3 separate regions of the Homo sapiens genome follow, and regions 2 and 3 are each linked to region 1. Evidence: read pairs that join two places in POLR2A ChIA-PET (ENCODE). Cell type or tissue: HepG2. All regions are shown on one strand.

Region 1 (2,500 bases):
CCAAAGTTTTACCAAGTCAAAGAAAGAGTCTCAAAACGCAGCAGTTGTCTGTCAACGTGGAAAGCTTTTCCTTGGAGTGGGTACCCCTCCAAATTAAGAACAGACAGAAGTCGGCTTCCAAACTCTCCTCGAAAGCGTCCCCTCCCCAAAGAGCCTAGACCTGAGGCCGCCTCTTCCCCCGCACAAGTATCCACACTCCCCACCTGCTACTGGGTACGGGCGGGTGAAGCGCTCCGACCCTTGGCCCCTGAGCCAGCAGCGGCCGCAGAGCGCTGAGAGGGGACCAGCGGGACTGGCCGCCCGCCCTGCTCGGGCCCCCTCCTCTCGCTTGCCTTTCTCCTTGCTCGCTGCCTCCGGGCTGCTCCAGCGGGGGCCGGACAGGGCAGCGGCCGCTCTCCGCGACGCCCTCGCGCCCCGCATGCACACCTCCGCGGGCCCCCACACCTGCGGCGCCGCCACAAAGTTCCGGTGAGCGGCGTGCGCTCGGAACTGGGGTGCGCCCCGGCCAGACTCGGAGCAGCTCCCCAGCCCGGCCCCGCTCCACGTACCCCCGCCCCGCCCGGGGCCCGCGGAGCCGAGCGGAGGGGGCGAAGGGACGGGGGAGGAGCTCCCCTGGGCCGCCGCACCCCCGCGGCCTCGTCCTCCTTCTCGGCCGCGCCGCCTCCTCGCTCGCCGCGGCCCCCCGGCCCGCTCGCCCAGTTGCTGCCGCACGCCCCACCCCCGGAACCTCGCCTCCTTCCGCGCCCCCAACCGCTCTCCCCCGAAACTTTCCGCCAAGATGGCGGCCCCCGAGCTGGCCTGCCGCGCTCCCACGTGACCGCTTTCCCGGCGCTCTCAGCCAATGGGAAGTGAGGAGGCGGCTCGCGCCGAGCCCCGGGCTCCCCGCGCTGCTACCTTCGGGTTGGAAGGGGGAGGCGGGTCGGGGGAGGGCAGGGGAACGGAAGGGGTACCCGGGGAGCATCCTAAGGGAACCTCTTCGCTTAAAAGGGCGGCCGCTGAAGTGGCTCTGAGAACAAAGGAGTTAACACTCGGACTCCACAGGTGGCCCGGGGTGGCCCTGGAGGAGCCCGCCTTTACCTTGCCCTAGCCCACCGGCGCGTCCCGCAGTTCCGAACTAAACGCGCCAGGCCGGGAAGGCTCGGGCTGTCTGAAGAGAGGCGTGACCTCGCCTACACCAGATCCAAGGCGCACATACCGAGACACCCCTCAACCTCACTCAGCAGTGCCGTTTCCAACTCCGCGGCAGAGACAGCGCCTGGCGACCCCGGGGGTAGATCCCCACCGGGGAAAAGCCGCCTTAAGGAGGAGCCAACTGCACCTCCCAGGGGGCGGGGAGGGCGGGGCCTGGGAGAGGGAGAGGGAGGAGTTCGGGGAGGGGTGCCAACTCTGCATTGCCTTCCACTCCAGGCTGATTGTTAAGTTACTCTTCGTCCCTTAGTAATAGGCTTGGGGGGAGGGGTTTCATTACAGAAGGACATATGAAATAGAGACACTGGTTAACTTGGCAAGAGTTTGAGGGTTATAGTACAAGATTTTTAAGCCTAACTGATTAATTCCGAGTATGGTATACTTAAGGGTGGGCAGAGAAGGTTTGTTCATTCATTCGCTCATTCATTCATTCATTCATTTCCCTCAAGCCTGCGTCCCCGCCCGGTCAGCATCGCAGGTGTTACCCAAACTCTGACGGTCCCTTTAAGAACTCACCCGGAGTCGCGCCCTCCGAAGCTGAGCCGCCCTCGGCCAGCGCTGCAGGTTTGTTTCGTGCGCACCTCCGGGCGGAATTACCGGCCGGCTGGGACCCCGCTCCCGGTCTGAGCCACCCAGGTTATAGAAGGGGAATCTCGGGAAGCTTTCCAAGTCACTGCCCACGTCTTCGAACTTCCTCGGGGTGACGAGGACCTCCCTATTAGGAGGTCCAGAGAGAATTTGCCCAAAGTTACCCCGAGTGAGTGACAGAACTGGAAACCCGGAGATCCTGTCTTTCAAAACCGGAAGGCTCTTCCCAGTAAACCTGACGGCCTCTGACTGAGGCCGTATCCATTGGCTACCAAAGGGAAGGCCGAGGAACCTCGTATTGTAACCTTAACAGCTACTCAGAGGTATACTGACCACTGGTTTTACTTTTGGATTGCACCTTAGAATCCTAACTTACTGTAAGGACCCACCGACTTTAGAACCTATCTAGGACAAGGAACCGAGGTCCGGAAAAAGGGAAGCAACTTGTCCAAGGACATAGACGCTAATCAGTAACAGAGCAGCCGAGAACTCAGGTCTCCTAGCTCTAGTCCAGGGCTCTTTCTCTTGTGATTTTGGACAACTTGACAGAGAGGTATGTTGGTATGTTGGCAGCAGACCTCTGTGCTTTCCCGGATCAAGCATCCTGGGATCTTGAACAACAGTTAAAGCAACATTGCATAGAGAAAATGGGATAGAAGGGTCAAACGGTGCTGAAGGCAGAGGTGTCCTAACAGCCGGGAACTTAACAGAGGGACGGAATTTA
Region 2 (2,500 bases), 170 kb after region 1:
GGTGCCCATCACCACGCCTGGCTAACTTTTGTATTTTTAGTAGACATGGGTTTTCACTATGTTGCCCAGGCTGGTCTGGAATTCCTGACCTCAGGTGATCCACCCGCCTCGGCCTCCCAAAGTCCTGGAATCACAGGTGTGAGCCATCGTGCCTGGCCCCTAACTGAAAAATTTGTTAAAGAGTGTCCTTTCAGTAGCACGTTTCTAAGATATTCACAGAGCAGCAGACTCTATTAACAGGTCTCAGTCTACCCAAGTTTTTGCTGCTCCTGACGGCTCGGCAAGCCCCTCAAGGGCCCCGGCGGGAATTTGGAAGTCAATGAGTCAGCACTGTGAAGGCCACTTTGTTTTTGGAGTTTACTCCAGGGTTTGTGGACCAAGGCTGAGAAGGGGCGGAGGGTGTAGGAGGTAGGATGGGTGATTAGAGCCACTGAAACCTACCCAAGAGGGAAAAAAGGATTAAGAAAATAAAGATGCAGCTGGGGAGTAGGAGGAGGAAGATGGCATTAGTTTAGGGGCAGCTGGCTTGAATTAGGCACCTCCCATCGGGAAAAATGCATCCAACTCTTGTGGATGAAACATTGACATTCCCTTGCACTCAAGGAAGCAGCGCACTCCTGTTTGGCTAAGGAGTACCTCTGAACCTGACGTTTTGGGGCATGTGAGTTCCATTTAGTTTCACACTCTCACCACTGAGCATTTTTGGTTGGGCATTGGGGTTGGCTGCACTGAATAAGCCCTCCTCTCAGTCTACTGGGATGATAAAATAGGTACAGAGATAACCGAAATATAAGCTAGTGGGGAGGAGTGCTCTGAGGAAGGACCCAAGAAACTGCTCTGGGGCTACAGATGAAGGAGAGATCAGTTTTATGTTGCATCAGGAGGAGTCCTCACGGAAGAGGTGGCATCTGAACAGGGCCTGGAAGGATGAGTAGCAATAAGTTATGGGACCTTTAGACCAGTGGAGATCATTAACCCAACATACAAACAAGTCCCTCTGGGACTCAATCCATTCTGGCCATGACTCAAAGCCAGGCTGAGCTTTCCTCTCCAGCTGGCTCCCTTCTCTTGAAGTGTGCTAGAGAAGAGGCAGTGAAGCAACAAGACACAGGGCAAGGACAAGTCTGGCAACCCAGGGTTGCTCTGGATGAAGGTGAGAACAGGGGAGCAGAGACAGCGTGTCCTTAGACAAAGTCCTGGGTGGAAACGAACACTGAGCCTGCCAATGCAAACAGCAGCAGCAGCAGCCACCGATGGCTCATGACTGTGCCTTCCCAGAGCGACTGAAACCTGCCTGTGATTCCTCTGTTGCCTCTTCCTTCTGTCCCTAGGCTTCAACCTGGCAATTAACCCCTTCATTTAGGGGCAAAGAGAAGTCAAACTTAATCAGTTTTCTGACAGCTCTGATACTGAATTACAACAGATTACTTAGAAAGATAAGAAGTCGAGATATTTATTTGCATAGTTGACTCCTACAAAATGATAGTTTTTTGGACTTTGCAATCACACACGAAGAGTTTCTAGGATTACTATGGGGTGTGATTCAGTTTCAGGGTTGCAGTTGAACCATTGCTGACAAATGGCACCCCTTCATTAAGACCCATTTGTCTCCCACTCTGTCCCTCCCGCTGGGTAACTGTGGAACAACAGAAACTCTAAGCCTGGATGAAGAGATGTTGGTTAATGGGTGCAAACATGCAGCTAGGTAGAAGGAATAGGCTCTATAGTTCAGTAGCATAGTAGGTGACTAACAATAACTTATTACACATTCCAAAATAGCCAGAAGAATTGGAATGTTCCTAACACAAGGAAATGATAAATGGTTGAGGTGATGGCTATCCCACTTACCCTGATTTGATCATTACACATTGCATGCATGTATCAAAATATCACAGGTACCTCATAAATATGTACAACTATTATGTATCAATTAAAAATTATCTAAAAATAAAATTCACCATTTTAACTATTTTTAAAAACCTCTGTTTGTGAAGAAAAATGATGGTGTTGTGGAAAAAGCTCTAGCTTGCATTGTAATCCAAGCTCAGCATGAAAAATTGCTGTGTATCTGACTGATTCATTTAATTTCTTTGCATTTACCCTCTTGGGCAATGAAATGAAATGGTGTGTATAAATGCGCTCTGTGAAAGATACAGTACTATACAAGTGCTAGTTGTTAGTAATGATATATGTACCGCCTCACAGGGCTGTTATGAGTCTTCTTTAAGAGTGCTCTTCCAAAGAAAGTTATTGTCAGAAATTCTAGAATCTTCTAGCTTCAGAAAGAAGTGCAGCTGCAATAAAGGTTTATCGAATTATCAACAACTGAAGGAAAAAGTAAAGCCCAGAACACATTGTATTAGGTTAACTAGAATCACAACTGGCAGAAACATATTTCTTATTAAATAAAAAAAAAATCTCTTCAGTGAGACAAATGTCAAGTTCTCTAATGATGTTTATAAATCAATTTTTAAGACGAATAACTTGCTATCATAATCAC
Region 3 (2,500 bases), 160 kb after region 1:
ATTCAGAGGACACAGAGTTCCCCAGCTTTCTCCGCTTTTGATGCCCTATCTGGTCCTCAAGCTGTTTTTGTTTTGTTTTGTTTTGTTTCGTTTCGTTTCGTTTTGTTTGAGATGGAGTTTCGGTCTTGTTGTCCAGGCTGGAGTGCAGTGGTGCAATCTTGGCTCACTGCAACCTTCGCCCCCTGGGTTCAAGTGATTCTCCTGCCTCAGCCTCCCGAGTAGCTGGGATTACAGGCATGCACCACCACACCTGGCTAATTTGTATTTTTTTTTTTTTTTTTTTAGTAGAGACGGAGTTTCTGCATGTTGGTCAGGCTGGTCTCAAACTCCCAACCTCAGGTGAGCCGCCCACCTTGGCCTCCCAAAGTGCTGGGATTACAGGCGTGAGCCGCCGCGCCTGGCCCCTCAAGCTGTTTCGTGGCTGCCAATGCCAACTGGGAAAAAGACACAGTGGTAGAAAGAATTAGAGATGAGACGCAGACTTGAGAATTCTTTTCAAATTCAAGAGCAGTAGTTTGTCTCAGGAGATGCTGGTCCTGTCTCACTGTGAGAATCCCTATCATAGACCTTCCCGGGCAAAGCCCTTTCCCGGGTTCCTGTCTGAGGAGGGAGGTGAAGCCTCTTGGGTCCTCAAGCAGCGATTCTTACCCTTTCCCTGCCTGGGTCACTGCCCATCCACAGCTTCCCGGGGAGAACAGTGACGGGAACTAGCTGACCGCTCGGAGCCTCCAGGCCAGTCCCTTTCTGTGAAGACTCACAAGGCCTTACTCGTTGCGTAACATCCCAAAGCCGTAGTTACGTCATCTGTAAAATGGAGATAAAAATCCCACTTCACATGGTTGTTGGGGTGATTAAAGGAGATAATATAGGCCAGGCATGGTGGCTCACACCTGTAATCCCAGCACCTTGGGAGGCCGAGGCAGGCAAATCACCTGAGGTCGAACCCTGAGGTCGGGAGTTTGAGACCAGCCTGACCAACATAGAGAAACCCCGTCTCTACTAAAAATACAAAATTATCTGGGCGTGGTGGTGCATGCCCGTAATCCCAGCTACCTGGGGGGTTGAGGCAGGAGAATCACTTGAACCTGGGAGGCGGAGGTTGCAGTGAGCTGAGATCATGCCATTGCACTCCAGCCTGGGTGACAAGAGCAAACCTCCATCTCAAAAAAAAAAAAAAAAAAAAGAGGAGATAATATATAAAGTACCTGGCACCCAGCAGGTATGATAAATTGGTCCCCTTATTTCTGCTGATGCAGGAAAGCAGAACGCTTGAGAGCAAGGCTGTGGCGGGTGAGGCTGTTCAGTGTGTGCCTGTCTGTTCAGCAGCTGGGTGGAGGCTGAAATACCACATGCCCTCCACTCACCCTGTCAAGTGCCGAGGGTGGGGCATTCTGCACAAAAGCTTTGTCTCTCCTGCACACAGGCACCCTAAGGCTGAGATTCTGCACAAAAGCTTTGTCTCTCCTGCACACGGGCACCCTAAGGCTGAGCAGCACTCTCTGCCGGGTGACTGCGCCAGCGCCCAGACCACCTGCTGGAGAAAGAAAGCATGGCACGTTGAAGGCAAGCATTTGTACTTTGCTCTTTCCTCACAGTTAGACCAGGCTCCCCTCCTCTCCCGCTTGTCCTCAGAGGCCTTGGTGAGGTGGAGAACGGCTGCCATTGTGATGGGTTCCCCTTTTCTCATTGCGGGGGGTCCCTTGAAGGGGGTTGGCCTGCCTGCATTTGGGCTCTGGTAACCACTCTTCTTCCTAGCAGGCTTCCCATTGGGGCAATTTGCAGGGTCCTAAACTCAGAACCTCTACCTTTACATCCAGGGCCCCCAAGAGGCTCTCTTTAACATTATGGACAAACAGCCACACAGGGCCTTTTTTCCCCAGGAAGAAAAGACCAAATGGAGCTCAAGGCCCAGCTGTCCTGGGAGTGGTGCCTCAGCCGTGGCCCTCTGGGAAGGGGTTTCTGTGCAGGGCTGCCCTGAGGGTTACCCTTTTCCATCTTCATTTCTATCTCACATAGTAGGCAAGACAACAGACAGGATTCAGACAAGATTACAGCTCCAAGGGTTGATCTGTGTATTTCCCTTGCACGCTGCTCTCTTGCTGGCACCGAAGGGCACCCCAGTCCAGACTGGTCAGAAACAAACACTCACAGAACCCACAGAGCCAGGGCTAGACACAAAGGCCAGGCAGTGTGCTTGCAAAACGAGACTTTCCTCTCCCAAAGACTAGAAAAAACTAGGCTTGCAGAAGCAGGAAGAGGCCGCTGGACCTGGACGGGAGGACGACACCTGGATTACTGGGTGTGGCGCCTTCCACCAACAGTGCTGGCCACATGTGAACAGCACCTGGTAGCCTTGGAGGCTGTGAGTAGGGATTGGGGTCAGGAGGGGTGCGGTCAGGAGGGATGTGGTCAGGAGGGGATGTAGTTAGTGGGGATGCAGTCGGGAGGGGATGCAGTTAGTAGGGATGCAGTGAGGACGGGTGTGGTCAGGAGGGATGTG

The links. Peaks named below come from ENCODE experiments on the same cell type or tissue, not always from the same donor. Only the 100,000 strongest peaks of a DNase experiment are listed, where the experiment ranks them.
Region 2: POLR2A ChIA-PET joins it to region 1 with 17 read pairs; 14 of 35 experiments call an interaction of 5 or more read pairs at or near these places.
Region 3: POLR2A ChIA-PET joins it to region 1 with 10 read pairs; 15 of 35 experiments call an interaction of 5 or more read pairs at or near these places.

The regions. Positions count from the first base shown.
Region 1 is chr3:197,297,341-197,299,840 of GRCh38, forward strand. It overlaps DLG1 (discs large MAGUK scaffold protein 1), which reads right to left and starts at 1,272. Exons shown (of 25, transcript NM_001366207.1): 1 at 1,196-1,272. DLG1-AS1 (DLG1 antisense RNA 1) reads left to right here and starts at 907. Exons shown (of 3, transcript NR_038289.1): 1 at 907-1,270; 2 at 1,638-1,752. RefSeq lists silencers at 199-828, 1,319-1,448. In HepG2, no CTCF peak of the experiment used is centred here; DNase peaks (open chromatin) are centred at 261, 821, 1,391, 2,161 and 1 weaker place; H3K4me3 peaks cover 2,500 bases.
Region 2 is chr3:197,467,978-197,470,477 of GRCh38, forward strand. No RefSeq gene overlaps it. Among named protein-coding and RNA genes, the nearest start is that of LINC02012, 40 kb to the right of the region's middle. In HepG2, no CTCF peak of the experiment used is centred here; a DNase peak (open chromatin) is centred at 1,004; H3K4me3 peaks cover 1,468 bases.
Region 3 is chr3:197,456,980-197,459,479 of GRCh38, forward strand. LOC105374308 (a long non-coding RNA gene) reads right to left here and starts at 1,309. Exons shown (of 5, transcript NR_189108.1): 1 at 1,206-1,309; 2 at 649-804. In HepG2, a CTCF peak has its summit at 1,515; DNase peaks (open chromatin) are centred at 772 and 1,532; H3K4me3 peaks cover 1,693 bases.